Linked DNA regions of Homo sapiens: regions 2, 3, 4, 5, 6 and 7 are each linked to region 1. The links are chromatin contacts, found by Hi-C or POLR2A ChIA-PET in ENCODE. All regions are on one chromosome and are shown on one strand. Each heading gives the region's core, a stretch centred on a gene start or an enhancer-like site at or near the end of the contact. The rest is flanking DNA. Distances are from core to core; before and after follow the strand shown.

Region 1 (4,141 bases), core at 324-2,823:
ACCAGAAAAACAAGAGAAGAAAATAAAGTTCACACGAGTACTTTGAAGATGATTCAGTAAAAGGACCTTAGTAATACTAAAAATATTTATACCTAGATAATGCCAGACTATTAGATTTCAGAACTTATAAAATAGGTAATTTAAAACATTACCTATAAATTTTTAAAATTCAAATTAAAACTTCATGAAATTCAAAAACTCACACTTCAGGAAGATAGTGGTATTTCTGAAGAGGATCTTTCCAAAACTAAAATAATTTTTCCCCTGCAAACATAAAGGAAAGATAATTAGCCTCAGATGGCTTCAATTACCAAAGCATCATATAACTATCTAAGACTGCTAGAAATTCCAACTTAACTTAAATCTTTATGGGACGTACCCCTTAATCAGTTCATTCCCTTTACTCACCAATCACTGCTCAGAATAACCAATCATTTTTTCTAATGAACTATTCTGTGTGCAAATAACCAGAGTTTTATTTTCAAATCTAAAAAGACTTAACTATTAACCATTTTAGTAACAAGTAAAAACCTAACTGAACACCTGAAAATCTTCACCACTGAACAAAAGGTATAACGTTTACCATAATAAAAGCCCAAATAAGATTTGGACATTACAGTCAGTGAGCAGAGCAGAATGAAACAAAAAGGCCAACGTAGGTTTAATGGGGCTAATGCTTTTCAGCATTTCCTCCCTGCATCTGGTTTTTGTCTGCTCACAGGACTATACCTGTTACTGAAATAAGGTTTAAAATGGGTAAGGGGCAGAAAGGGTCAACCCATGTAGTTAATTATCCAAATGAAAGACTAGCCTTACCACATTAAATTTTAAGTACTATTTCTTCAATTTTAACCATTCCCATGTTAAAACACATTTCTTAAATCTCTATGCTTTCTAGTCACACAGTAAAGCTTAGAATAGCCATTCCAAAGTTGAAGCGAAGTCGAACCATCTCGTAAGCAGAATTACCCAGGGACCAAGAAGTGCAGAGGAAGAAAAAGAAAGAAAGAAATGAAGACTCCTATTTACATATCTTTCTTATCCAACCCGGGGACACTGGATTCTGTGAAACATCTGAAAGATAAACAACTCTCCGTTTGTACATCAAGTTTACATCTCAAGTCAGGCACTGAAAGTTCTGTTTTTCTGATGAGAAGCCGCTCCACCACTCCTTTCTGTTGCTGAAGTGGCCCTTACATTCCCGCTAGCCTAATCACAGAAGTGCGCGGCTTTCCACTCCAGGGAGGTGGGTCCCAGTTGGCTAGCCACACAGACCATCCCAGCAACCCCACCCCTTTTGAAGAGACTTTTGCGGAACCTTCATGGACCCCTTGGGCCGCCGTAGCCCCACCCCTTGCTCCTCTAGGTTCAGACGTTAGTGAAGTGAATACTCACCGACGGTATCGGAATGTGCCATTTGGACCGGTCGGCAGCAGCTACGGTTGCCGGTCCCGCACTGAAAAACGACAGTGGTGACGGGTGAGCTCCCAGAAGCAGAAGAATGACAGGCAACACCTGAAGCCACGCAGCCGCCGCCATCTTCACAGCCGTGGAGTGCCTACCGAAAGCATTTCACCCTCTTCCGGTTCGTCCCGCCTTCTTCCGGCTCTGCTCTAAGGGCGGGATTATCCGGGTCCTGGAAACGTCGCGGAGCTTGTTTGCTGTGCGGCGTAGCGGCCCCTCTCTCAGACAGTCGTCTGTGCGCCGTGAGACTTTGGACCTACTGCGCAGGCGTCATCCTGTTGGAACCTGGTCAGCTGGGTTAGAGAGATCGCTACATGCCAGCCTGGCCTGAGTCTTTTCTGTCTCCCAGCCGTTAAAGGTTTTAGGACCAGGCAGGCACCCCGTGCAGGATTTGGCTCTCTACTTCCGCTCGCCCCAGCCCTTCATCCCTTCTAAGTCAATGTCAGACTTTGGGGCCAGAAAGTCTGGAAAAGCCCTAAGCCTGGCTGCCCAAGTGGCGTCTAGTAGTGAGTTCTCCGGTTTGGGTGGTATTTAAGCAAAGGCTGGAATTCGGCGGTGGTGGAGTACACGCGATTCCTAGACTGGGTAGTGTAACAACCTTCAAAGGCCCCTTCTAGCCCTGAAGAGTACGATGCTGCAGTACAATCTGGCTGGAGACCTAGCCTCCAGCAAAGACCCGGCCGGCACTTCCCACCCTTAACCGAAAACGGAGACAGAGAGGGTCAGTTTTCAAAATCTGTGGCGTGACCCCGCCACTGAGATAGATCTGCAGATGCTTCGTCCCAGTCAGGGAGGCCGTCTCGGCATTTCCAGGTTCTTAACGCTCTTGATTTTTACCCTCTAGGACTCATTGCGTACACGCCCTCACCGCCGCCCAGTTTCGGTTCCTAACAAAAGCACGTTCCTCATCAGCCACCCATAATCAAGACAAATTTGCCAAATAAATCATTGTAGAAACGCTAGTTTGGGCCTGAAAAATTCCAGGAGCAAGAGTCAAGATTTGTCACTCCATGAGAATCTGGAGGGGACTCCCTTCCCAGAAACTTGACGATGAAGTACTGGTTGTAATTTTAGAAAGACACCCAATCGGCTTTTTTAAAAGATCGCCCAGGGCCCTTGTCCTGAGAGCTGGGAGCTGGTCGGAGTGACAGAGAAGCCATGGAAGCAGCAGTGAAAGAGGAAATAAGGTAAAGGCCAAGTGCTTCTGTAGCGAGTGACCCCAGGGTCCCTAGAAACAGGGAATAGTGTTTTAATTGCATTTCTTATTTGCGTATTTGGTATTTGCTGACCTTTATCTTTTCTCTCAATTCGCGGGAAGTTAGTTGATATTAATAGCCTCTCATAAAATACTTTCAGGATGGTTAAATAGGCCGGGTGCAGTGGCTCACGCAGGTAATCCCACAGCACTTTGGGAGGCTAAGGTGGGAGGATCGCTTGAGTTCAGGAGTTCGAGACCCCCTCCCCGCCCCCTCGGAGTCCCAGCTACTTGGGAGACCACTGGGAGGATGGATTTGGAGGCTGCAGTGGAGCTGTGATCTTGCCACTGCTTGGGCAACAAAGTGAGACCCTGTCTCCAAAAAAAAAGGATGGTTAAATAACATTAACAGTGGAAAAGTTGCAATCAGAACTCTTAACACGTGAATTTCAGGCATGTTGCTTTCCAAATTCATCTATAATCACCCCTTCCTATATCATCCCAGAGTTAATTCTTCGAAGCTGTAAAGAGGAAACAAAAGATTCTCCAATCTTTGTACACTTGATTAAAATAAACTGGGCCGGTTCGCTCATGCCTGTAATCCCAGCACTTTGGGAGGCCTATAGGTGGGCAGATTGCTTGAACCCAGGAGTTCAGACCAGCCTGGGCAACATGCTGAATCCCTGTCTCTACAAAAATTTTAAAGTTAGCCAGACGTGGTGATGTGGGCCTGTAGTCCCAGCTACTCAGGAGGCTGAGGCAGGAAGATAGCCTGAGCCCAGGAGGCGGCAGTTGCAGCAAGCCAAGATCGTGCCACTTCACTCCAACGTAGGAGGCAGAGCGAGATCCTGTCTCAAAAAAAATTTTTTTAATAAATTAAAATAAACGGACAAAGACTGAGTTCAGTGAAGGACAAACAGTTTTTTAGTATGGCCAAGTATATCTGCCTGGGCTTGTTTTCATAATATTTCGACGTTTGTGTTCAGTCATAGCTTTCTACATAATCATGGACATGCTGACTACAGATGCATTCGGCCACACTAGTGCATGAAAGCCGGTGTAATTTTTTTTTCTCCTTATAATCTGTAGTTGTTTTAATCAGATGGAGGCTAGTTTAAATACATATACTCAAACTTCAATATACATATATCTCATTCATGTTTTATCCCAGAAACAGCTCTTCTGGAAACTTGGTTTTAAAAAACATGGCCCCTAGTTTGTCACCTCATCTTAAAAAGCAAGAAATTCCCCTTCTACGTCTGTTCTGTTCTTATTCTAGCACCTTGCACCTCTATTAAAGCATTTGTCAGCTTGTATTGTGATTGCTGGTAAAACCCTAACTGATAGCTTGAACACAGTTCATATCTTCCTCAGAGCCCAGCTCTCAGGAAGAATATTCTGAAAATATTTTCTTGAATAAATCGGTGGGTGGGTTATGGTTCTTAGTTTGTCTGGTTGGTTGGTTTTGGTTTGTTCGTTTTG
Region 2 (3,789 bases), core at 719-3,218, 610 kb before region 1:
TACTCAAAGCAAACAAAAAATAAAAAAGAAAAACAAGCGGTTACTTGGTACCTGCATGATGGTAAATCCAAACTGGATCCCTGAAATGTGTGTGGTGGTATGATTATTTTTAGAATATCATCTAAAAACACTTAAAAGTTCTCATAGGACCCTCAGATTCTTGACATCTCCCGACCTCTCTAGGTTAGGCGGACTCCACTTTGAAAAACTATGGATAGTTTTCCTCTCCCACCGAGATCTGTAGTACTGAATCTTCAAAGTTCAGCGTTTTTTTTTTGTTTTGTTTTTTTAAAGTATCTAGTATTTAGTTATATGTTTGCCTGGTGTAGGGAAGGAGTACCAAAAGAGAATCTCCATTCCCCTTCTTCCCAAGTTGTCCTCACAGATCCCCCAGTTAGAGAGATCATTTGGGTTAACTTGTCTCTTTGGGGATGCATGGTTGTTAACCAGTCATTCACACCTTATGATCATATATTTTAATGCTAAATCAACATAAATTTACTTCTTCCCCAGAAAATGGAAAATTTTTATGAGGAAACCTCAGATCCTTGAGAGGAAGGCATTCTTGGTAAGGTGGGAGATTCTGACAGGGCAGCTTGTAGGAAAGAAGTTCTTGGGTTCAGGGAAGAGGAGGAAGGTGTTAAACTGTTACTTTTCAATTTTGCCTAGGATCTTGAATGCTCTTGCTGACCGTGCCTGACTTGGGGTTTCAGAATGCCTTCAGAAGTCTCTAAAGTAGCCTACACGTTTTCTAGTTCAGACTATTCCAGCAGTTTCTGTCAATGTTGTTGTATATCTCCTCAGGAAGAGCAAAGTGTAGAGAAATATGACCTTCCTAAGTAAAAAGTAGGTCAGATCAGTAGTGTTGGATAAGCCTCCTTCTGTTGACTCCTTCCTTAGTCTTCTCATTCTCCTTCATAGTGTTTTGTATTGTCACATAGCATGTCACGTAGTAGGTTCTCAGTGCTTGCTAATTCTTATCAAAGAAGGCAGTTTTGGATCATTGACCACAAAATCTGCTCTCCTACTCCCTACTTCTTTTTTGCCTTTTAAGAAACTACGCTTCCTTTTTACTGGTGTCAGGAGCACAGAAGAAAGAACAGCTGGTAAGGAGTAGAGAAGGAGAAAGAAAACTACTTTTTGAAGGTTAGGAGAAATACTGTCCATTGATTTACTTCAGCAACTGCCTGACACATAATAGATATTCACTAATACTTTCTTTGCACCTCATAGCTTAAATGTCTTGAAGAAACAAAAATTGAATGCACAGGATCAAGGCACTAAAGCTTAGATAACACACTCCTGCATCGTTTCCCTGTTTTATCAAGATATCTTTCATCTTTATATCCGGCAATTTAGTGGCAACTCTTCGCTTTCCAACTGCGCACTGAGTCTTTCGGTCTCCTCCCCATTTTCCTAGTCGTCTTCGGTTGTGGATGTTGTAAACTCGACCATCCGTCTCTCAAGGTCTTTGGCTTCAAGGTTTCCCAATGCTCTGGAGCTGTCCAAGCCCCGGTACTCCGGGGTGGAAGACCTCAGATTCATTTGACGGGCTTGTGGAGGTTGGGGGTCTGCGGAGCCCCGTGTGGGTGGGGCTGGGCGCGGCCGGGGCGGAGCCGGCGAGGAGCCCTAGGGAAAGGGTGAAAGGCACAGTTGAGAAAGGCCCGCCGGGCATTGGTTTCACAGTTTCCACGAAGGCTTCGTGTGCAAGCCTGAGGAGTTTAGGTGCCTCCCTCCTGCCTCGCCTTTCTTGGTTCTAGAACCTTCAGTAGGCTTTTCTGGGTTGCAGGGACCCGGAAAAGCAGCGGCTTCCACTCGGGGGGCGGGTCCCAAGGGTCTTGCTGCTGCTCTGGGGCCGTTTGGACTCCTGGTGTTGGGGGAGGGGTCAGGGAGGTGCTGCTCGCGTCTCCTTTTGCGCCTGCGCGGCGGGCTCCGAGCGGGTAGGAGCGCGTGCGCGGTGACGTGGACGTCCGGTGCGCGCGCGCAGGCTCTTCAGCTGGAGCGGACACACGGTGTGCGAACCGAACAGAATAACCCGCCCCCAGCGGGATGTGAAGGACTCCGGGTGAGGCCGGCCACGCCCCGCACGGTAACTCTCGGGCCTGGGTGGAGGGCATCGCTTAGTACTGGCCCGATTGGAGTTTTTCGAGAGTTTGAAGCTCTTGTGTATTTGAACGGCGTGAGAAACGTTCCGCTGAGAGAGCTTCGCACGCCCTCGCCAGGCCGGGCCTTGCGCAGGGCCGCCTTTGGCGCGCCCCTGTGGTCCCTGAGCGAGGCTGCGCATGTCACCTCGCGCGCGTCCCCGGCCTCACTTCCGCGTCGCTCAGCTACCTAACTGGGAACATCGACGCCAGAGAGAGCGGCCACGAGGCGGGAGGGGTGAGAAGCGCCCATGGCTCGGCCCTGCCCTCGCGTGTGTGGGGTGCCGCTCCGCGTGGTACGGTCCGCGTGACGACTTCTCGCCCGGCGCCGGGCTCTAGGTCGAGAGCCACGCTTACGCGCTTTTCAGTTTAGAGCCTAGGTCTCGTGGTTCTAGAACTCCAAGGGAAACGGTGTCGGCGTCGCTTTTCTGAGAACTTGGCGCAGCGTTTTGACACCTGTGCAAACGTCTTTTCTAACAAGTAATTTCCGGCCAAATTGTTTGAGGCAGGACGTCAAGTTTAATAAAGGAGGGCGAGGAAGTGAGCTGTAGGAGTGGGGACTTGGTAAACAAAGGACCGGTGGTGTGTAAGTGCAGAAATGAGGGAGGGGAAAACAGGTGGGAAGAGCAGGTGTTATTTTCTTTATTCCTCTGTGGGGCAGCCTTTTACCTAGTTCTGTTTATGGGGTTTCCCGTTTCTGTTAAATGGTCAAGTAGGTCTCTGCCCTCAGTGCAAGGTATCTGGGACATTAACATCACCCCCCCACCGCCCCCCCAAAGCTCCAGTAGCCAAAGTTGAGGGATCTATGTGTCAGAAGAATATGGGGAAACTAGGGATCGTTTCAGACTGGGTCGGGAGTGCAAAAGTGGTAGTGTCTTGCTGTACAGATTTTTGCCTTGCCTTTCGAACCCTGGGAATGCCTTCTTTCTCTGGCCGGGGTGGAAGCAGGAACGGGTAAATGAGGTCTGAAAGGAGGGGTTACTGATGGCAGACCAACACGAGAAACCAAAGTGCACTCTTTTATTGGGAAGATAACTTTCCCAAGGTTCGCCTCGCCGGAGCAAACACGTGGATCATGAGAAGTCTCGAGCCCACCCGCGCGTGTTGTTGTAGAGCTTGCCAGGCTTATGCGGCTGAGTCCCTGGTTAACAACTGCTTGCTCTGTTCGTTCTTTTTGGGCACGATGCCGCGGCTAGGCTGCAGGGAAAGTGCCTGGGGGCGGCGTGACGGCTGCTGGGAAGGGGGTTGGCAGGGGAGGGTCTGGTGGCTGGTTCTGTAGTCTCCAAGGTAACAGAACGCGGCTGGGTCCCGCAGAGCGATCATCGGGTTCCGGCCGGCGGCACGTGATCTGTCGGGACTCTTCCCCGGAAGAGCTTTCCTTGCGGCATTTTTTCACGTGGTTCTTGGCCAGCTGTCCTTTGCAGTTGAAAAGCGGCGGTTTGTGGGTCATTAATAGTCGACGGCGTCTGCTCCTCTCGGGGAAGGCAGTGAGACCGAGCCTTTTACTTTCCTGCGTATCGGAACAGCGCTAGTGTTTCTTGCCGCCAACGGTTGTTTCTAGCGTTTGTGTGGGTTAAGTGGGTTGGGTCCACTTTACAGAAAACACAGGCTAAAGACTTGAGGAAATTCAGTGCCCTGGGTACCTTGG
Region 3 (4,272 bases), core at 1,429-3,928, 910 kb after region 1:
ATTACAGGCGTGAGCCACTGCACCCAGCCTCATTGCAGTTTTCTATTATGTTGATGGAGGCTGTCTCTAAGGAGCTCTCTCATACCAAATGAATCCTGAGCCTTACCAAAAGGCAGGGTTTTTTCCTTTGTAAATGTTTACATTCATATTCTAATAAATAGTACACTAATAATGGATTTTATGTATCATCCAGACCCATGAATCCCAAATCTATATCTCTGATCTAGACCTCTTCTCTGCACTTCAAGTGCCTCTATATCCAATGGCCACAGATGTCTAACAGGCATCTCAACTTCATGTGATGTCTCTCTGATAGGAACATTATTTCCACCCCAAACCTGTTCCTCTCTGTTTTTCCAGTTTTAATAAATGACTCCACCATTCACCTGATTTCTCCAAGATGTATCCTCAATTATTCCCTTTCCTTCATACCCTGTATCTATTTCACCAGCAAGCTCTACCTTATTTGATCTGCTTCCAATGCATATCTTGAATCCATCCACTTCTCTCCATTTCTGTTTTCCTAATCTAAGTTGTAATTATTTCTTGCCTGGGTCTTCTCCCTGATATTCTTGCCTCCTTACTCTCAGCTTAATACAGAGCATCCAGTGTGCTCTTTTAAAAACTTTACAATCAGCTCACTTACTTTTCAGCTTGAAATGCTTTGAAGCAGAGCAGTGATCTGGGTCCTGCCGACTGCCCCAATTTCCACCTGGCTCATGCTCTGCATGCACTTCCTTAAAGAGGCCAAGACCTCTCCCACCTCTGGGCTTTTCATTTGTTCCTTCTGCCTAGAATGCACTTCCCTCCGCTGATTCATTCTTGTCCTTCTGGCCTCTGAGAGCCTTTCTCCCAGTTACCTTCTCATGACCCAGTTCTTTCCTTCATTGAACTAATCACGATCTGTAATTATATTTTTTGGTTTTTTTTTTTGTCTGTCTTCTCCCTGTTAGAATGTAAGCTCTATGACGGACCTTTTCTAACTTGTTTGCCATTGTGTCCCCAACTTGGAGCCTAGCTCATGCCTGCTACATAATGGGTGCTCAATAAATATTTGTTAAATGAATGAATCATACAGCAGCTCAACTTGGATTATAATTTAGATACTCTAATTTATATTCCAGTACTTATCATGCTACCTCAAACAAAAATGGAGGTAAGAAAAAAAATACTGATAGCCAAGTCCTCCCCTCACTCCACCAAAAAAGAGGGGTTGTTGTATGTGTGTGTATACATTTACTCAGTTCAATTCCAGCTTAACACCATTGGGTATTAACTGTGTATATGATACTGTACTACAAGTTGGGACTTCAGCATAAATTAAATGATACCTGCCTCTAAGATGAATAAAAGGACATGGGCAAATACACAACTAGCCACAAGTCAGCTGTTGTGTTATAAGCAACTGTGCTTGAAGTAAATTAGCTAACGCCAAGACAGATAGCAGCATAGTCTTAGGATCCACTAATAATGCATTATTAAGACCAAACTCTTCCAAGGACTTGGGAGTAAGCTATGGTTCTGTTCTTTTCCAGCTGGCGTTTTTTAACATCCCCTTGATGGCTTACATGTGTTGGAGCTTGCTGCAGCGGTGCTTTGGTCACAACTTCAGGTCTCATCTCCATCAAAGAAAATACTTGAAAATTATGCCTGTTCACCTACTTATGCTACTGCTGTACATCTGGCAGGTTTATTCCTGCTACTTTCTTTATGCAACATACGGCACCCTAGCTTTTTTATTCTCCCCTTTGCGGACCTGGTTGACACTGCTGACACCTGTTCTCATTCGTTATGTGTGGACACTGAACTCCACCAAGTTTGGAATCTTCATGGTGCAGTTAAAAAGCCACCTGAGCTCCTGAAGGCCATGTCTCACCACTGGCAGCTGGGCAGAAGCCCAGCCTCTGTGTCTGTAGCCCAGGCCTCTACCCCAGTAGCAGGTGGAGGGCCAGGATTGGTGGGTGAGCTTTAGGGAGCAGCTGCTCGTTTGGAGTCCTGGACGTTGGAGGGATTACCCACTACTGATACCTGCAGAATGGACTGCAGAAAAGTCTCAAAAATAATGCCTTTATTCCTTCCCTCCCTAAGGAGGCAAAGAGTTGATTTACCTTTGTGAAGAGAAAACCCTTATCTAGGACATCCACAGGGTAGAGGTTGGGTGTGTGTACGGGAGTGTCTGAGGCCCAGTGTGTTTTTTAGGGTTACCCCATGTAAAGCACTTACCGCTGTGCTTGGAATTCAGCAGCTGTCAAAGGTGCAATTTCAGGGGCAGGGAACCTTTGAGGATCTGGGCCCGACCCTCACTACCCCTGAGATATTAGTTCCCAGGCCTGTTTTCCCACAGGATTGTGGGCTCTCTGCTTCCTTAGTCGGAAGTGTTTTCAACTAATCAAATAAATGAATGAATGATGAATAAGAAAGACGGTGAGCCTGAGGCTTGCTTGTGTAGCCTGGCCTAAGGGGCAAGAGAAGGCGTGGCCTGTCCTGGCCTCTGAGAGTGGGATGGTTGGTGCTGTACCTCAGGGGACAGGGCGGGGCGGGAGGAGGCGGGGCCAGGCCTGGTCTCTGATAACGGGATGGGTGGTGCTGGACCTCGGGCGGGGCCGGGCCTCGTGGCGGGAGGAGGCAGGGCAGGGCCTCTGGGACGGGGCTGGACGGCTTGTTGACGGAAACGAGCCCTTGACGCTGTGGCCCGGAAGTGGAGCGGCTGTCGCAGTGCGGCTCCGGCAGTGGCAGCGGAGGCCTGTGTTTGCGGCCTTCGGCAAGCGACTGAGATGGCGAGCGCAACTGCACCTGCAGCCGCAGTCCCCACCCTGGCTTCGCCTTTGGAGCAGCTCCGGCACTTGGCGGAGGAGCTGCGGTTGCTCCTGCCTCGAGTGCGGGGTGAGCTGACGGAGTTAGAACGGGCGACGGCAGGGGCGGGCTCGGGGTCGGGGAGAGGCCGGGCTCGGGGTCGGGGAGAGGCCGGGCTCGGGGTCGCGGAGAGGGCGGGCTGGGGCGGCGGCGGGGAGCCGGGCTTGGGCGAGGGAGGTGGCTCCGCTTACCTCAGCTTTTCCATTCGCCACCGTTCGGCCCCCACACGCCACACCCACAAGTCGGCGAAGCCCAGGAGACCACCGAGGAGTTTAATCGAGAGATGTTCTGGAGAAGACTCAGTGAGTGCGCCTCCTTCCGGGCTCCCCTTGCCTCAGTTCCTCCAGCGTCCCGACCCCTTTTCCTCCCGCTGTCCCCCACGGAGGGGACTGCTCTCCCCCGCTGCATCCTTTCTGTGAGGTACCTTACCCACCTCAGCACCTGAGAGGGTGAAATAGAATTCTAACCTCGACATTCGGGAAGTGTTTTTGAGAAGTCTCGGTCGGTAAGGGAAGTCTTCCAAGTCCGTGCAGCACTAACGTATTGGCACCTGCCTCCTCTTCGGCCACCCCCCAGATGAGGCAGCTGTGACTGTGTCAAGGGAAGCCACGACTCTGACCATAGTCTTCTCTCAGCTTCCACTGCCGTCTCCACAGGTGGGCTTCACTTTCGTGGAATCCTTGGGCTGCCGAGTTACACCTTAGGAATCCTCTAATTTTCTTTCCACCTTTTGCACGCACGCCAGGAGATTTCTTTTCTTCATCTGTCCAGTGAGGTTACCGTTTTTACTTCACAGGATTGTTGTGAAGACCGAATTGCCAAGTGCAGTTCCTGGCGCGGAGTAGGCAGGTCTTATAAATATTGGTTCAGTCTGAAGTTTATCCTGGTTGTTTCCCTTCTGATAATTTTTTAAGCACTTTTTATTTGCTGGGTGTTTTCACATACTTGATGGCCATCTGACAGATGAGCAAGGAGGCTCAGAAGCTCAGCTTAAGATTTAAAAAAAAGCAGGGGGGCTAGAATTTAAATCAAGGTCTATCTGATGTCTAAGCTACCTATTCTGTTATACTGCATAATACCCTTTTTATATTATTTTTTATATTTAATCAGTAACATATGTAGATAGTACAAAATTCAACAGATATCAAAGTGTGTTAAGTTTACCTTTCCACCCACTTTCTCATTTTTGTCTCCCCCAGTTCCTTTTGCATTATTCCACGTATATTCTGTGCATATATACATTCATATACATTTATCTGTATGTGTCAGCTTCTTTTTACACAAATGATACATAAACACTGTTCTGGACCTTCCAACTTAGAATTACTGCAAACAGTGTCGTGATGAATTACCTAATTCTGTGTATGTGTGTATATTGGTAGAAAAAATTCCCGGAAGTAGAATTGCTAGAACAAAGAT
Region 4 (3,860 bases), core at 259-2,758, 940 kb before region 1:
TGGACAAAGCAACTAAGAATTCCTATATTTTAACCGTAACGTTGAATCAAACTGGTCAGAATGAAATGAATTGTCTCAATGTTAAAGCCAAAACTCAAAATTGAGGAGCCTTGCAATACCAAATTCACTGACTACTTTATTGTCACTTGTAAATCATAGTACAGGCAGGTCGCAAAGTTTACCAGGCAGTATTCAAGTACATAACATTCTAGTTGTGTTTTTCTCCAGTTTCTGGGGTTACTGAAGAATTAGCCCTGGCATAGCTTATTACAAACTAACCATAATCGCAAACTTAAAAGTTCTAATATCAAGCGTGGGCAACATACTAAGGCCTCTACAAAAAATTTAAAAATTAGCCGGGAGTGGTGCTGTGTGCCTGTAGTCCCAGCTACTCCGGAGGGTGAGGTTGGGAGGATAGCTTGAGCCAGGAAGGTAGGGGCTGTAGTGAGCTATGAGCGCACCAGTGCACTCCAGCCTGGGCGAGAGCAAGACCCTGTATCAAAAAGTTCTAATATCTAAAAGGATTGTAGTTTATAGTATGTTATTCTCACTGTAAACCAAAAGGTTATTTTTTTCTTTTGTCCACTACTAGATACATCTTTCTTAGCCTCACTTCACTTGTACAAGCCACCTGGGAGAAGTGGCCCTCAGGAAGATCCTAAAACCAATACACAAATACAACTTTTTCATTTCATTAATACATCAAGTTCATATAAGAGTCAAACAGGTAAAAGCAGCATCCCAAACTGTTTTCTCCTCGTACATGTCAGTTCCACGATCCTCAGTCTCATAAAGTCAGGGACTAGAGACCAATGTAATTATCAATACGTACCTGCCTTTGAGTGAACCTTCAATGCCAACTAGGAAGGGCGCTTCCAAAACGACGTTATTTGTAACTCCTAGGAAGACAAACACGGGTCAGAACCCATACTCTGCGGGCCTTGAAATGGAAAATCTCTCCTCTAGACAGACTCATCCTGGCCGTAAATATCAGGAGACTCCCCGATTCCCTGCCCCATCCCCAGGCCAAGGAGTTATTTGCTTCCAACTTTTCATCCCGTTTTCTTCCCCAGGTGGTTCTCCGCCACCCGGTGGAGAAAGCGGGAACACCCTCTCGGGCTAGCCTCTGCCTTTCCCGAACGCTTCACTGCACTCACTGGAGAAGACCACGGCCCCGAGGGACCGCGACAGGTCCCAGGCGAGGTGCACCGAGTCGGCGAGCACTGCGTGACACTGTGCGCACTGGAACACAGCGCACCTCTCAGGCTGCAGCCAAGACGGCAGCTGCGGGCCGGCGGCTGGCTCCTCAGCCCCCAGCCCTGCGGGGCCGAGCGGCGAGGACCCCTTCACCACCTGCGTATCCCACTCCATGGAGGTCGTAAAAGAAGCTTGGTCAATCGCCCTCTCAGTGCCACCACAAAAGTCCCCCCGGGGCGGCGTTGCACAACGTGAGCGATGCCGCAGCGGCTGAGCCGCCATCTTCCCGCAGCCGGCGCCTTCCTTTCGAATACACGCCAGGCCCCGCCCCAAGCACAGCTCCTGCGTCCTCATTGGACATCATGGGCAATCCAAGCACTGGAGTCCGAGTCCGCGCACTCGTTACCTGAACAGGCGTTACAGGCCCTTTGGCGCCTGCGTATTCGTGAAGTGTGAAAAAAGCGCGCCTCTGTTGGGACGGGAAATCAGCCTTTCTATTGGTCAGGGTTAGAAACCCCGCCTTTGAGGCATTTTCAACCAATGGAAGCGCGGCATTCTTCATTTAAACTGTCTATAAATTTCTGCCTAGTCAAAGTTAAGAGTGGCGCCAGGGATTTGAACCGCGCTGACGAAGTTTGGTGATCCATCTTCCGAGTATCGCCGGGATTTCGAATCGCGATGATCATCCCCTCTCTAGAGGAGCTGGACTCCCTCAAGTACAGTGACCTGCAGAACTTAGCCAAGAGTCTGGGTCTCCGGGCCAACCTGAGGGTACGGCGCTGGCGGTGCGGGTCCCTGGGCGGGCGCGGCGGGAATAGCGGCCTCGGGGAGATGCGGTGCGAAGGGACCGAGAGGGAAGCCCGGGACTGAGGCAGCTCTCCCTGCCCCTCGGGCAGTAGATGTGGTTCACGGTAGTCCCAGTTAGAACTCTGATAAACGGAAGAGGAACTGTAGTTTTCACCTCATTTTGAAGCTGGCTTGTCTGGGTGCTCACATGATAAGCTCTATTCCGAGGGATGGTTTATTGTTTTTTGTTTTGTTTTGTTTTGAAATTACTGTATACCTCTCAGGGCGTCGATTACGAAACTCAGGCCCAGAAAGCACAAGGGGTGTCGTTAATCGTTAGACAATTAAGTAAATAATTGGCTCAGCTTCTGGAAAACCCCAAACAGACTCCAGTGATTTGTAATATTGCCGATAATCTCTTGATACTTTATTGATGGACCTGTCAGAAAAAAAAAATCGACTTTTAGGGGAGCACCTCCTTGGGTAAATTTTTATTGATGACTGTTGGGTTGATGGTCTCTATCAAAACCAGTAAGGTCTTTGACTCCGAGGCTACAAGATGTTTGGAGAGTTGGCCCGGCGCTGTGGCTCACGCCTGTAATCCCAGCACTTTGGGAGGTCGAGGCAGGCGGATCACCTGAGGTCAGGAGTTCGAGACCAGCCTGGCCCTTAAAAAATTAGCCGGGCGTGGTGGCACACGCCTGTGATCCAAGCTTTTTGCCTGTGATCCCAGCTACTTGGGAGGCTGAGGCAGAAGAATCGCTTGAACCTGGGAAGCCGAGGTGGCAGTGAGCCAAGATCGCACCACTGCACTCCAACTTCGGTGACAGAGAGAGACTCAGTCTCAAACAAAACAAAAACAAACAAAAAACCCAAGATGTTAGAAGAAGATTTGGGGATTTAATGTAGGATAGCGGTTTTATATATTTTGTTAATAGTTGAGACTTCCCACATAATACTGCTATATACTCTGGAGGTTTCTCCTGCAGGCTGTGATACTGACAGTGAGTAAATGCTTAAATCAATCGTCACAATTTTTTTTTTATTTGTTTGTTTGTTTGTTTTTTCTTTGAGACGGAGTCTTGCTCTGTCGCCCAGGCTGGAGTGCAGTGGCGCCATCTCGGCTCACCGCAACCTCCGCCTCCTGGGTTCAAGCGATTCTCCTGCCTCAGCCTCCTGAGTAGCTGGGATTACAGGCGCGTGTCACCACGCCTGGCTAATTTTTGTATTTTTAGTAGAGATGGGGTTTCACCATGTTGGTCAGGCTGGTCTCGAACTCCTGACTTCCTGATCCGCCCGCCTCAGCCCCCAAAGTACTGGGATTACAGGCGTGAGCCACCCCACCCGACCTAAATTGTTTAAACAAAATAATCAGGGCCTAAGTGCCTGTTGGGGCTGAATGACCAAAGGGTTTTCCTTGGGGATATTTCTGGGCTGTAGTGGTTAGTGGCTCCTCTATACTTCGTAAACAAAGCCTTAATATCTCAGCCTAAATTCCTTAGGCTTTTTTGCTGCCTAGCTAGAATCTTTTATCCAAGGCTGCATCCCTGAACACTTGGCACTTTTATCTATCTTTGTCCCATTGCTCATTTTGACCCTCTAGCCTCAGATCACCTTCTTTCTCCTTTATCTGCCTGGCTGTGTGTGTGTGTGTGTATTTTTAGTAGAGATAGGGTTTCACCATCTTGCCCAGGCTGGTCTTGAACTCCTGGGCTCAAGCGATCCTCCCGCCACGGCCTCCCGAAGTCCTGGGATTACAGGCGTGACCCACCACGCCTGGCCCATATCAAGTATTTATATGTGAATCAAGTATTTATAGGTGAAATGTTATGATACCTGTAAAATTTGCTGTAAAATACTCAAGGAAAAAGAGAGGG
Region 5 (3,719 bases), core at 771-3,270, 870 kb before region 1:
GGATTACAGGCGTGAGCCACTGCACCTGATGAATACCACTCCTAATACTTTTTTTTTTCTTTTTTGAGACAGAGTCTCACTCTGTCACCCAGGCTGGAGTGCAGTGGCACGATCTCGGCTCACTGCAAGCTCCGCCTCCCGGGTTCACGCCATTCTCCTGCCTCAGCCTCGCGAGTAGCTGGGACTACAGGCGCCCGCCACCATGCCCAGCTATTTTTTTTTTTTTTTTTTTTTTGGATTTTTAATAGAGACAGGGTTTCACCGTGTTAGCCAGGATGGTCTCGATCTCCTGACCACGTGATCCACCTGCCTTGTTCTCCCAAAGTACTGTGATTACAGGTGTGAGCCACCATGCCCAGCCTACTCCTAACACTTTCATATCACCCTGATATATATTATCTCATGCCATCCACACACAAATCCTATGAAACAAGTCAGATACGTATTTCCTTTCTGTAGGATACAGACACCAATAGGTAAAATGACATTATCAATACTTTTTTTTTTTTTTGAGACGGAGTCTTGCTCTGTCACCAGGCTAGAGATCTCCGCTCACTGCAATCTCCGCCTCCTGGGTTCAAGCGATTCTCTTGTCTCAGCCTCCTGAATAGCTGGGATTACAGGCGGGCGCCACCATGCCCGGCTAATTTTTGTTTTTGTTTTTGTTTTTTCAGTAGAGATGAGGTTCCACTATGTTGGCCAGAGTGGTCTCGAACTCCTGACCTCAGGTGATCCGCCTACATGGGCCTCCTAAAGTACTGGGATTACAGGCGTCAGCCACGGCGCCCAACCTTTTTTTTTTTTTTTTTTTTTGAGATGGAGTCTCGCTCTGTCACCCAGGCTGGAGTGCAATGGCACGACCCTGGCTCACTGCAACCTCCGCCTCCCGGGTTCAAGTGCTTCTCCTGCCTCTGCCTCCCGAGTGGCTGAAATTACAGGTGCCCGCCACCATGCCCAACTTTTTTTTTTTTTTTTTTAAGACAGAGTCCAGCTCTGTCCCCCAAGTTGGAGTGCAGTTGTGCGATCTCGGCTCATTGTAACCTCCACCTCCTGGTTTCAAGCAATTCTCTTGCCTCAGTCACTGGGATTACAGGCGTGCGCCACCACGCCCAGCTAATTTTTGTATTTTTAGTAGAGACAGGGTTTCACCATGTTGGCCAGGCTGGTCTCGAACTCCTGACCTCAAGTGATCCGCCCGCCTCGGCCTCCCAAAGTGCTGGGATTACAGGCGTGAGCCACCGCGCCCAGCCGACATTATCAATAAGGTTTGTTGATAAATCAAAACCATGTAAACAGTATGTTTTCACATGTATTATAAACGTTAAGGGAACCAGGAAAAATTAACAGTTGATCTGAGGTCCCGGAATTATGGATAATATTTAAATTCCCCCGCGCCGGTTGCACTTAAATGATTTTACCTCTACACATACCGAAATTTGAGAAACAAATGATAGCTCATAAAATGTTTTCCAAACCCTCCGTAGTGTTACTTCTCTAATAATATAACTTTAATTATAAATGCTTTGTTTCATTTTTTTTTTTCTACCAGTAAACAGAAAATCTAAACTATTAACTGGACAATACCGCCCTGAGGTTGACGGTGGGTTTTGACAACACAATCCACGCAGCTAGAAGTGAGTAGAATTAGTAAAGCTATCCATGCCTTACCATGTGCCAGAAACTGCTCTAAGTGTTTCACTGACGGCTCACAACAATCCTGAGAGAGGTACTATTATTATTTCAATTATAGAGACGAAGAAACTGACGTTCCAAGGCTAATTTACCCGAGGTCACACAGGTAGTGAGTGGCAAAATTCTTCCGCCTTGGCGTATACCTCCCGCACTCACGGCCTGGCCTCCGGAGGCTAGACGGTTCGCCGCGCTGGGGAGGCCCCCTCAACCCTCAAGTGCCAGGGCTCTGTCGCCTCCCCACACCCGGGACACACCAACCGCCGGCCTGCCGCCGCTTACCTCCCCGAGCCTATAGTGTACCTTCCGCCCAGAAGCCACTTTACCCGTATAGGTCCATCTGCTTTTCCCTTCCGATGCCAAACAAGGCGTCAGAACACCAAAGTTCCGGCCGAGTACAGAAGCCCAGGAAGGACAGCAAGGACCCCGTAGCCCAGCCAACTGAGGTTTTTGGAGGTTTTTGGTCCACTTGGTCGCCAGTTGTAAGGAAGCAGTGAGAATTCAGATAAGTTTTTCGCCTCTCCTTCCTGTATCCTTTCAGGCGGCAAACTCCATCCCTGCGTCTTTTTTTTTTTTTTTTTTTTTGAGACGGATTCTCGCTCTGTCGCCCAGGCTGGAGTGCAGTGGCGCGATCTCGGCTCACTACAACCTCTGCCTCCCAGATTCAAGCGATTCTCCTGCCTCAGCCTCCCGAGTAGCTGGGATTACAGGTGCGCGCCATCATGCCCGACTAATTTTTGTATTTTTAGTAGAGACGGGGTTTCACCATGTTAGCCGGGATGATCTCGATCTCCTGACCTCGTGATCCACCCGCCTCGGCCTCCCAAAGTGCTGAGATTACAGGCGCGAGCCACCAAGCCCGGCCCCCTGCGTCTTTCAAATAGAACCCAGTTATTGCTAACGCGCCTGTATCCCTTCCTTCCTTATCTGTCGCCTCGGTCCCCACAAGAACTGCCTGAGGCCTCAAAAGGCCGATTCTGCTGGAATTGCCCCCATGAATTCTTGAGGACCACCACGCACCTGGACAGCAGCCCCTCCTACCAGCCCTTCCCGAGTCTCGCCCCACACGGTCGCCAGTTGCTCAGGGCATCTGTTTGTACCTTGTGCACACCTCTCTTAAAGCACTTTTTTTTTTTGAGACGGAGTCTCACTCTGTTGCCCAGGCTGTAGTGCAGTGGCGCGATCTGCAACCTCCGACTCCTGGGTTGGAGCAATTCTCCTGCCTCAGCCTCCCAAGTAGCTGGGATTACAGGTGTGTGCCACCACACCCGGATAATTTTTGTATTTTTAGTAGAGATGGGGTTTCGCCATGTTGGCCAGGCTGGTCTCGAAATCCTGACCTCATGATCCACCCACCTCGGCCTCCCAAAGTGCTGGTATTACAGGCGTGAGCCACCATGCCCGGCCAAAGCACTTAAACATTGTTTGTTTTTGTTTTTTTTTCTTACTGCCAGGGAAGACAGAATCAACATTGTATCTTTCACTCACTTCTCACTTCCTTTGCCACGCTGTGAGCTTTCTTGGGTCCAGACTGCGCTGTTTTTCCTTTCCCCAGAATGTACCATAGCGGCGGGAATTTAGTGCTTAGTGTGAATTTGAGAGCATATAGTTCCGTAACACCTTTGTTCTCTAAGGTTCCGAAGGAGCTCACTAAATACACTAGCCCTTTCCATGTTTTCTCCTTCACTAGTTTCCGCGCCGCCTCCTCTTCCTCAAATTCGGCTTGGCTTCTCTAGACTCTACACTTGCCCCCTCAAACCTTACCTTTCTGCCCCCATCACTGACTCTTCTATTCTCTTCCCACAACCTTTAATGCGGGCTGTCTCTCCATGGCCCATCCTGCCTCTACCTCTTTTCTAGTTTCAAATATAAGTTATCGGCCGGGCGCGGTGGTTCACGCCTGTAATCCCAGCACTTTGGGAGGCCGAGGCGGGCGGATCACAAGGTCAGGAGATCGAGACCATCCTGGCTAACACGGTGAAACCCCGTCTCTACTAAAAATACAAAAAAATTGGCCGGGCGTGCTGGCG
Region 6 (4,106 bases), core at 444-2,943, 730 kb before region 1:
AGTATACAGATGTGCCTTTTCCTGGATGGGAGGTAAACAGTATGAAAATGGACTGCCTGTGTTCAAATCCAGGCTCTGCCATTTACTAACTGTGTAAGCTTAAGCAAGGTATTTTACTGAAGTTACTGTGCTTGTTTCCTCATCTGTAACATGAAGATAACTGTACCTACCTCCTGAATTAATTATATATATGTAAGAAGATTAGAACAGAGTCTCATACATGAAAGGACACAAACGCCAGTTATGATTCTTATTATTTATATAGCCAAAGGGCAGATAACCATATCTAATTGTTGGGCAGTCTGACCAACAAACAAGGAAAAAGTCTCCTACCCCAATGCCTACCCAAAGGCCCTAAGGAAGGCTGAACTAGATGAACTGAGAATCCATAGTATGGTAACAATTCACTCCTATAAGAGTCTACATAAGCAGAAACAATTCCTACTTATCCATGGATTCATGTGATCCAAAAGCAAAGTCCAGCTCACTTCATAGGGTGCGCCATACCTACATCACAAAGAGAGCCAGGGGGTTATGGGCACCAGTTTTGGAATCAATAGGCCAGAAGTCAAATACCAGTTCCGCTACTTACTAAATGCACTAAATGTGCGAAATTAGGCAAATTATCAATGCTGTCCTTTTTTTTTTTTTTTTTTTTTTTTTGAGACAGATTCTCCCTCTTGTTGCCCAGGCTGGAGTGCAATAGCACGATCTCGGCACACTGCAACCTCCGCCTCCTGGGTTCAAGTGATTCTCCTGCCTCAGGCTCCCGAGTAGCTGGGATTACAGGCGCCTGCCACCACGCCCGGCTAATTTTTTGTATTTTTTTAGTACAGACGGGGTTTCACCATGTTGGCCAGACTGGTCTCGAACTCCTGATCTCAGGTGACCCGCCCGCCTCGGCCTCCCAAAGTGCTGGGATTACAGGCGTGAGCCACCGTGCGCGGCCTCTATGCTGTCTTAAGTCCCATTTCCACAACTGTAAAATGTGAGTAACAGGTCCTATATAATAGGAAATGTGTGAGGATTTAAATGACTATACACGCAAAACGCCTAGCCCAGTGCCTGTTACTTATATAAATAAACCTCAGTAACAATTATTTTAGTCCTAAGTAAAGCCACCAGTGTGTTTCCCCACAAATCCAGCGCAGATTTGTCCAGAACCAATCAGTGCTAGAAGTGATAACATTTTCAGTTATTAATAGAATAAGAATGGGTTGGCCGGGCGCGGTGGCTCACGCCTGTAATCCTAAAGAGTAATGCCTAAAGAGTAACTCGTAAAAAAAAGTAGTCCTAACAATGGACCTCTGGGTTTATGTTGGCCTCTGAGGAGTCTCTGGGGCTCTTACATTGCAGCCTATCCTCCAGAGCCAGGATCCAATCCCGAGTCGGGACGCGTGACTGCCCTTACCGCTCAGGTCAAGGGCTCCAGTTAAGCCTCCTGGACCACCCAACTCTACAATGAGGAATCATCGAGTCGCAGCTTTCGCCGCCCGTTGAAGGGCCGTGCCCGAGATCTATGCACAGAGGAGGCCACAGTTGCTCCCTTACAGACCAAAGGCCCGCAGGCAGGTTCCAGCAAAGAAACTGGACACGCTACCCTGGGTCCTCCTCCCAGATCACCTGAAATCCGTCCCTCCAGCCCCGCCACCTACGTGCTCCAGGCCTGTCTGGGCGCCGCCATCTTGCCCCGCAGAGATCGCGTTTCCGCCGCCGCCAGATTCCAGCTTCCGCCCCGCAGCCCAGCCCCGCCTCTCCCGGTCTTATCTCGGAGCATTCTGGGCTTTGCTTGTTCAGTGCAGCGGACTGGTGAGCGCGGTGCTGCGCGGCTGGCGGTTTATTACCCCCACGTAAGCTCTATACCATCACCCAGAACACACATCCTTTTTTTTTTTTTTTTTTTTTGAGACAGAGTCTTGCTCTGTCGCACAGGCTGGAGTGCTGTGGCGCAATCTCGGCTCACTGCAACCTCCGCCTCCCGGGCTCAAGCGATTCTTGTGCCTCAGCCTCCCGAGTAGCTGGGATTACAGGTGCCCGCCACCACGTCTGGCTAATTTTTGTATTTTTAGTAGAGACGGGGTTTCACCATGTTGGCCAAGCTGGTCTCGAACTCCCGACCTTAGGTAATCCGCCCGCCTCGGCCCCCCAAAGTGCTGTGATTACAGGATGTGCCACCGCGCCTGGCCCACACATGCTTCTGATGTACAGCAGGCACAGCCCCTTCTGCACTTACGACACCCCTGGCAGGGACACAGCGTTCCTCAGACGTCCCTCTGCACTCACCAGCCAGTGTTACCACATCCCACATCCCAGCACCCACGCCCACGGCAGCACACAGAAACGTGGACACACACACACACCCCAACGTGACGAATGTGTTTATGGAAGAGCTAGAAGGTAACCATGAAAAAGGCCCAAGGAAAGAACACTGCCAGTGTGCACTGCAGAAATAGTGGTGGTGAGAAGAGAGGGAATAAAGCTTCCTTGCTAGCAAGGTTATCATCTTCTCCAGAATCTTGCCTTTGTTCATCCCACTCTCCCTTCTTGGAAATCCTCCCTCTTTTCCCTGCCACCCCTGTCTCCAAAGGATAACTCTTTAAGGCCTAGCTGGCGTCAACTCTAAAACCTCTGCCAGCCACGCCTACTCACCAAACTTTCCTTGGATTCACCTGGAATCTCACCGCCTGCACCAGTTGTGTGGTATGCTAAGAACACACTGCCAACTACCAACTGTCACCGGTTACCTTTTCACAGGCTTATGTCCTGTTCCCTTGAATAGACTGTCAGTTCCTTGTGGGCACCAGACCTTGTACTTTGCATCTAAATACTGAGCACCCAACGTGTTGCCATGCACATAGTAGGACCTTAAGTAAATCATTTCTAGACCAAAGGACATCATGGGGCAGCCAATGTTAGTCCAGTGGCTTTCCAACTTTAACAGGCACCAGAATCAACTGGAAGTCTTGTTAAACCAGATTGCTGGGGCCAGGCACAGTGGCACATGCCTATAATCCCAGTACTTTGGGAGGCTGAAGCTGGCAGATCACCTAAGGTCAGGAGTTCGAGACCAGCCTGACCAACATGGTGAAACCCCATCTCTACTAAAAATATAAAAATTAGCAGGGCATGGTGGTGTCCATCTGTAGTCCCAGCTACTCAAGAGGCTGAGCCAGGAGAATCACTTGAACCTGGGAAGCGGAGGTTGCAGTGAGCCAAGATGGAACCACTGCACTCCAGATTGGGCCACAGAGCCAGACTCTGTTTCAAACAAAACGAAACAGATTGCTGGGCCTCAACCTCTGAGTTTCTGATTCAGTAGGTTTTTCTTTTTCTTTCTTTTTTTTTTTTTAAGACGGAGTCTTGCTCTTGTCGCCCAGGCTGGAGTGCAATAGCATGATCTCGGCACACTGCAACCTCCTCCTGGGTTCAAGTGATTCTCCTGCCTCAGCCTCCCGAGTAGCTGGGATTACAGGCGCCCGCCACCATGCCCAGCTAATTTTTGTATTTTTAGTAGAGACGGGGTTTCACCATGTTGGCCAGGCTGGTCTCGAGCTCCTGACCTCAGGTGATCCACCTACGTCAGCTTCCTAAAGTGCTGGGATTACAGGCATGAGCTACTGCACCTGGCCTGTTTCAGTAGGTTTCCTTTTTTTTTGTGACAGAGTCTCGCTCTGTCGCCCAGGCTGGAGTGCACTGGCGCAGTCTCAGCTCACTGCAACCTGCACCTCCCGGGTTCACACCATTCTCCTGCCTCAGCCTCCTGAGTAGCTGGGACTACAGGCACCTGTCACCATGCCGGGCTACTTTTTTGTATTTTTAGTAGAGACAGGGTTTCACCGTGTTAGCCAGGATGGTCTCCATCTCCTGACCTCGTGATCTGCCCGCCTTGGCCTCCCAAAGTGCTGGGATTACAGGCGTGAGCCACCGTGCCCAGCCGATTCAGTAGGTTTCTAATAGAGCCCCAAAATTTGTATTTCTACCAAGTTTCTAGGTGATGCTGCTGGTCCCGCACTATAGCAGATCTATAATCCTCTTGGCTTCAACTACAGATGTAAATTTCGGCTACTAGGATTTAGTCATCTTGAGGTCCAAAATAGTACTAGACC
Region 7 (4,230 bases), core at 1,731-4,230, 990 kb before region 1:
AGCAAAGCTCTTTCACCAGATGTAGACTGTAGCCCTGCTGCCTTCCCTCCAGCGAGTCTGCCAGCATGCTTCTTCATCCTTTTTATATGTTCTTTGCTTCCTACTTCCCTGTCTTCCAACATACTGTTCACTTACTCTGGCAGTCTTTCTGCTTTTCATTAAGCCTCAAAATCTCCTCTGTTCTACTTGGCACCACAAGCTATGTCCTATATATGTATTTCTGACTTGGCAGGATAGTTCAGGGGTCTGGCAGTTTTTATTTACCTTCATTATTAAATGGGCCTCTGGGATGTTGCCTCTTCAGGAGCTTTTTGGTAATCAATACTTCTCTCAGAAGTATGAGACCATCCTCTGCACTCTGCTCTGTCATCAAAGGCTGCTGGGTGGAGATACCCTTTTTGAAAGGTGGCCTTGGTGAGAGGTATGGAGCCAAGTCTTCTAGGTTGCTTGCCCACATCACTCTATCTCTGGCCTCTGATTCTCAACTTTGTACCTGTGTGGCTCCTCTTGTTAGTGCAATGTTGACTGTTGAAAAAGCAGCAGTATGCTTACAGGTTTGCTTAGTTTGGGGACACCGTTACCACCAGAATGGCTGCTCTGACAATATGCCTAGGGACTTTCTCATGGCTTTTATTTAATAAGGAGGCTGGGCACCCTATAAAGCCTCATGCATTCACACCTTTGCAGCATGGTTTATGCCTCAGTGTTATGTGCACTGGAATGTTTTCCACTTCACATTTCCAAGTAGAAATATTAGTGTTACGGAAGTGCCTAATATCCCAGTCCAAATTTTTTTTTTTTTTTTTTTTTTTTTTTGAGACAGAGTCTTGCTCTGTCACCCAGGCTGGAGTGCAGTGGTGCGATCGCTCACTGCAACCTCAGCCTCCTGGATTTAAGTGATTCTCCTGCCTCAGCCTCCCAAGTAGCTGGGATTACAGGTGTGCACCACCATGCCCGGCTAATTTTTTGTATTTTTAGTGGAGACAGGGTTTCACCATGTTGGCCAGGCTGGTCTCGAACTCCTGACCTCGTGATCCGCCTGCCTCAGCCTCCCAAAGTGCTGGGATTACAGGTGTGAGCCACCACGCCTGGCCCCAGTCCAAAATATTTAAAGATTGTTTCCTTAGTGTCTTGAAGTTTTGCACAAAATTCTTTTTTTTGAGATGGAGTCTCACTCTGTCACCCAGGCTGGAGTGCAGTGGCGTGATCTTGGCTCACTGCAACCTCTGCCTCCTGGGTTCAAGCAATTCTCCCACCTCAGCCTCCCAAGTAGCTGGGATTACAGACGTGTGCCACCATACCTGGGTAATTTTTGCATTTTTAGTGGAGAGGGAGTTTCACCATGTTGGCCAGGTTGGTCTTGAACTCCTGACCTCAGGTGATCCTCCTGCCTCGGCCTCCCAAAGTGCTGGGATTACAGGCATGAGCCACCGTGCTCAGCCGCAAAATTCTTTATGAATTTTACACTTGGCAAATGTTAATGACGGAAGCCATAGTCTGCTCCTAATACATGTCCAAAGCATTGACTGTTGTGTCATTAGCTGCCTGGTTACATTAGCTCCCTGGCTTCTTGTTTAGACCACTGCTAATCCCTTAAAAACAAGAGGTCTGGCACTAGTAGCACAACCTAAGGTGGCATTACAGATCTTTGAGCGAGCCACAGCAACTTTTCTGCCAAGTCAGCTTAGTTTAGACTTCAGTGAATCAGGCTATTGCTATCCTAATGTATGTCTCTATGAGTGTATTTAGCCACACATCTGCCCTTGGTTGACTTTCTGACTCATTGCTTGCTTGCTTGTTTCCTTGCTTTGGAAAACTATTGAAGATTGCTAAAAAATACCACTGCAAAGTGATGGAAAAGGGTGGAGAACAGGGGAGTAGCCAGGCTGGATGGCTCAAATATAAATGAATGAGGAATTCTTTATGAAGTATCAGTCAGATTTTATGATTAAGTGATGTAATATAGGAATTATGTAAAAGGGAAGAATGTCTGATACTGATCTATTAGAGAGGTACTTTAGAGGCTTCTTGATTGGCATAAAGTTCCTAAGGTTATAGATTTTCCCCCCTTTTGGCTGTATAGCAAAGTGTTTTAATCCACGGTTGTGCCTTATTGTTCCATTAAAATTGTATCTTCGATCCATCAATAAATACTTGTGGTTGAAACAAAATAACTTTTGTCCATTTTACAAGAATTTTATGTAACTTAGTCCCTTCAAGTTTGAAATCACAGTGTCTCCCTTACTCAAGTTTATGTCTGTACGGTCAGCTGCAGTCTACTCTGCTGCTGCCTGGATATATGAAGTGGAAACATTCATCGAGGGGCCAGCACTTTTGGCTTCGACATGGTTTTGTCAGCCGTGGCCACTTCCCATTCATTCCAGCTAAGACGCAATTTCTATTCTTGACTCCCTGACTCCTTAAATGTAGAAAAAGCCTAAAAATCCAGTATATGTCCATTCCTTAAATTGCCCACCTCCTCATTCATGTGCAGCCTCAGCGGTGACATACTCTGGTTTTACATGGCTTTTTCTTTGCATTTCTTTTTTGAGATGGAGTCTCACTCTTGCCCAGGCTGGAGTGTAATGGCACAGTCTTGGCTCACTGCAACCTCCGCCTCCCAGGTTCAAGCAATTCTCCTGCCTCAGCCTCCTGAGTAGCTGGGATTACAGGCACGTGCCACCACACCTGGCTAATTTTTGTATTTTTGGTAGAGATTGGGGTTTCACCATGTTGGCCAGGCTGGTCTTGAACTCCTGACCTCAGCTGATCCACCCGCCTCAGCCTCCCAAAGTGCTGGGATTACAGCCACCGTGCCAGGCCAGGAATCTGCATTTCTAAGAATCCACCCAGATGACAGCCCTCTTGGTGTTTGGCAAGCACAGTGGACCTACACTGCCTACGCTGGGCCTCGCTTGTCATAACCCCGAAGAGGAGCCACCCCACGTATACCCTCCCTGCTGTCACGTGTCCGTGTGAAGAGACCACCAAACAGGCTTTGTGTGAACAACAAGCCTGTTTATTTCACCTGGGTGCAGGTGGGATGAGTCGGAAAAGAGAGTTCAGCAAAGGGTGGTGGATTATCATTAGTTCTTACAGGTTTTGGGATAGGCGGTGGAGTTAGGAGCAATGTTTTGTGGGCAGGGGGTGGATCTCACAAAGTACATTCTCAAGGGTGGGGAGAATTACAAAGAACCTTCTTAAGGGTGGGGAGATTACAAAGTACATTGATCAGTTAGGGTGGGGCAGAAACAAATCACAATGGTGAATGTCATCAGTTAAGGCTATTTTCACTTCTTTGTGGATCTTCAGTTGCTTCAGGCCATCTGGATGTATACGTGCAGGTCACAGGGGATATGATGGCTTAGCTTGGGCTCAGAGGCCTGACACCTGCCCCTCTGGGAAATGATGCAGAAGAAAGGATGCCCTACAGTTGGGTGTAGCAAACAACAAAACTGCCAGTTACAGCAGGTTTCCTCTATGCAGGAGGGCCTTCAGAAAAGTGACGAATCCTTCTCTCCTGTATTGACCAAAGCTGTAAACAGCCGGACAACGTTTGGGCCCTTTAAGAGTCAAAGACAGAGACAAACTGGAAGCATTAAATTTTTTCCCTAGGTGTTGTGCTACCCCTGGATTAAAAGCCTGGGCGCGGTGGCTCATGCCTGTAATCCCAGCACTTCGGGAGACCGAGGCGGGTGGATCACCTGAGGTCAGGAGTTCGACACCAGTCTGGCCAACGTAGTGAAATCTCGTCTCTACTAAAAATACAAAAATTAGCTGGGTGTGGTGGCATGCGCCTGTAGTCCCAGCTACTTGAGGGGCTGAGGCAGGAGAATCGTTTAAACCCGGGAGGCGGAGGTTGCAGTGAGTCAAGATCGCGCCACTGCACTCCAGCTTGGGCGACAGTGAGAGACTCTGTCTCAAAAAACAAAACAAAACAAAAACCCTCGGGCCTGAGAATGAAATTATTAGTACTACAGTTTAACCTAACAGTGGCTTAAAATAGTCACGCGGCCTAGCCACACTATCTTACCACGTGGTACAGCTTCTACGGCGGAAATTTTACATTCTTAATAATTGAATTACAAAAGCATTTCTCCCTGTTACCTCAATTCTGGGACCCAATCCGGATCGAAAGAGTGGGGCGAGTGCTATTGATTGACGTGCATTCCAACCAACCTACGACGCAAGGAGAGCGCGCGCGAGCAAGACGATGCCCAATAAACACTC

What was found. A loop is a pair of places that touch in the nucleus more often than their neighbours do. ChIA-PET counts read pairs that join two places held with the same protein, here RNA polymerase II (POLR2A). Pooled maps may share reads with other maps.
Region 2: a loop to region 1 is called in a map of CD8-positive, alpha-beta T cell, with 23 times the contacts of the local background. The contact joins the promoter of MGA here to the promoter of TMEM87A in region 1. A Hi-C loop is called at or near these places in 3 of 168 maps with a recorded cell type or tissue (CD8-positive, alpha-beta T cell and naive thymus-derived CD4-positive, alpha-beta T cell), 6 of 37 single-sample maps with no recorded cell type and 15 of 50 pooled maps. POLR2A ChIA-PET finds 5 or more read pairs at or near these places in 4 of 52 experiments (CD4-positive, alpha-beta T cell, CD4-positive, alpha-beta memory T cell, activated B cell and 1 more).
Region 3: a map of CD8-positive, alpha-beta T cell shows a loop between it and region 1 (5-fold over the local background). The contact joins the promoter of CCNDBP1 here to the promoter of TMEM87A in region 1. A Hi-C loop is called at or near these places in 2 of 168 maps with a recorded cell type or tissue (CD8-positive, alpha-beta T cell and naive thymus-derived CD4-positive, alpha-beta T cell), 2 of 37 single-sample maps with no recorded cell type and 11 of 50 pooled maps. POLR2A ChIA-PET finds 5 or more read pairs at or near these places in 4 of 52 experiments (A673, CD4-positive, alpha-beta T cell and activated CD4-positive, alpha-beta T cell).
Region 4: a map of CD4-positive, alpha-beta memory T cell shows a loop between it and region 1 (21-fold over the local background). The contact joins the promoter of OIP5 here to the promoter of TMEM87A in region 1. A Hi-C loop is called at or near these places in 2 of 168 maps with a recorded cell type or tissue (CD4-positive, alpha-beta memory T cell and naive thymus-derived CD4-positive, alpha-beta T cell), 2 of 37 single-sample maps with no recorded cell type and 12 of 50 pooled maps. POLR2A ChIA-PET finds 5 or more read pairs at or near these places in 5 of 52 experiments (GM10248, GM12878, OCI-LY7 and 2 more).
Region 5: a loop to region 1 is called in a map of naive thymus-derived CD4-positive, alpha-beta T cell, with 37 times the contacts of the local background. The contact joins the promoter of NDUFAF1 here to the promoter of TMEM87A in region 1. A Hi-C loop is called at or near these places in 5 of 168 maps with a recorded cell type or tissue (B cell, CD4-positive, alpha-beta T cell, CD8-positive, alpha-beta T cell and 1 more), 1 of 37 single-sample maps with no recorded cell type and 11 of 50 pooled maps.
Region 6: a loop to region 1 is called in a map of CD8-positive, alpha-beta T cell, with 25 times the contacts of the local background. The contact joins the promoter of RPAP1 here to the promoter of TMEM87A in region 1. A Hi-C loop is called at or near these places in 3 of 168 maps with a recorded cell type or tissue (CD4-positive, alpha-beta T cell and CD8-positive, alpha-beta T cell), 2 of 37 single-sample maps with no recorded cell type and 7 of 50 pooled maps. POLR2A ChIA-PET finds 5 or more read pairs at or near these places in 1 of 52 experiments (HepG2).
Region 7: a loop to region 1 is called in a map of naive thymus-derived CD4-positive, alpha-beta T cell, with 5 times the contacts of the local background. The contact joins the promoter of OIP5-AS1 here to the promoter of TMEM87A in region 1. A Hi-C loop is called at or near these places in 1 of 168 maps with a recorded cell type or tissue (naive thymus-derived CD4-positive, alpha-beta T cell) and 8 of 50 pooled maps. POLR2A ChIA-PET finds 5 or more read pairs at or near these places in 2 of 52 experiments (CD4-positive, alpha-beta T cell and common myeloid progenitor, CD34-positive).

What each region holds. Positions count from the first base shown.
Region 1 is chr15:42,271,860-42,276,000 of GRCh38, forward strand. TMEM87A (transmembrane protein 87A) reads right to left here and starts at 1,574. Exons shown (of 20, transcript NM_015497.5): 1 at 1,396-1,574; 2 at 204-264. The coding sequence starts at 1,539. GANC (glucosidase alpha, neutral C) reads left to right here and starts at 1,342. Exons shown (of 24, transcript NM_198141.3): 1 at 1,342-2,651. The coding sequence starts at 2,623. RefSeq lists enhancers at 924-1,173, 1,334-1,563, 1,536-2,735.
Region 2 is chr15:41,658,437-41,662,225 of GRCh38, forward strand. It overlaps MGA (MAX dimerization protein MGA), which reads left to right and starts at 1,969. Exons shown (of 24, transcript NM_001400225.1): 1 at 1,969-2,089.
Region 3 is chr15:43,182,725-43,186,996 of GRCh38, forward strand. It overlaps CCNDBP1 (cyclin D1 binding protein 1), which reads left to right and starts at 2,679. Exons shown (of 11, transcript NM_012142.5): 1 at 2,679-2,883; 2 at 3,096-3,155; 3 at 3,430-3,509. The coding sequence starts at 2,775. TMEM62 (transmembrane protein 62) reads left to right here. Exons shown (of 14, transcript NM_024956.4): 14 at 1,536-2,420. The coding sequence ends at 1,862. It overlaps LOC124903478 (a long non-coding RNA gene), which reads right to left and starts at 3,163. Exons shown (of 2, transcript XR_007064604.1): 1 at 3,045-3,163. RefSeq lists silencers at 2,405-2,704, 2,925-3,014 and an enhancer at 3,185-3,284.
Region 4 is chr15:41,331,083-41,334,942 of GRCh38, forward strand. OIP5 (Opa interacting protein 5) reads right to left here and starts at 1,509. Exons shown (of 5, transcript NM_007280.2): 1 at 1,158-1,509; 2 at 833-899. The coding sequence starts at 1,479. It overlaps NUSAP1 (nucleolar and spindle associated protein 1), which reads left to right and starts at 1,799. Exons shown (of 11, transcript NM_016359.5): 1 at 1,799-1,968. The coding sequence starts at 1,876. RefSeq lists an enhancer at 1,263-1,522.
Region 5 is chr15:41,400,476-41,404,194 of GRCh38, forward strand. It overlaps NDUFAF1 (NADH:ubiquinone oxidoreductase complex assembly factor 1), which reads right to left and starts at 2,021. Exons shown (of 5, transcript NM_016013.4): 1 at 1,669-2,021.
Region 6 is chr15:41,542,564-41,546,669 of GRCh38, forward strand. It overlaps RPAP1 (RNA polymerase II associated protein 1), which reads right to left and starts at 1,694. Exons shown (of 25, transcript NM_015540.4): 1 at 1,656-1,694. RefSeq lists a silencer at 254-454 and enhancers at 934-1,515, 1,449-1,838.
Region 7 is chr15:41,279,717-41,283,946 of GRCh38, forward strand. It overlaps OIP5-AS1 (OIP5 antisense RNA 1), which reads left to right and starts at 2,981. Exons shown (of 5, transcript NR_152821.1): 1 at 2,981-3,002. It overlaps CHP1 (calcineurin like EF-hand protein 1), which reads left to right. Exons shown (of 7, transcript NM_007236.5): 7 at 1-2,171. RefSeq lists an enhancer at 3,169-3,910.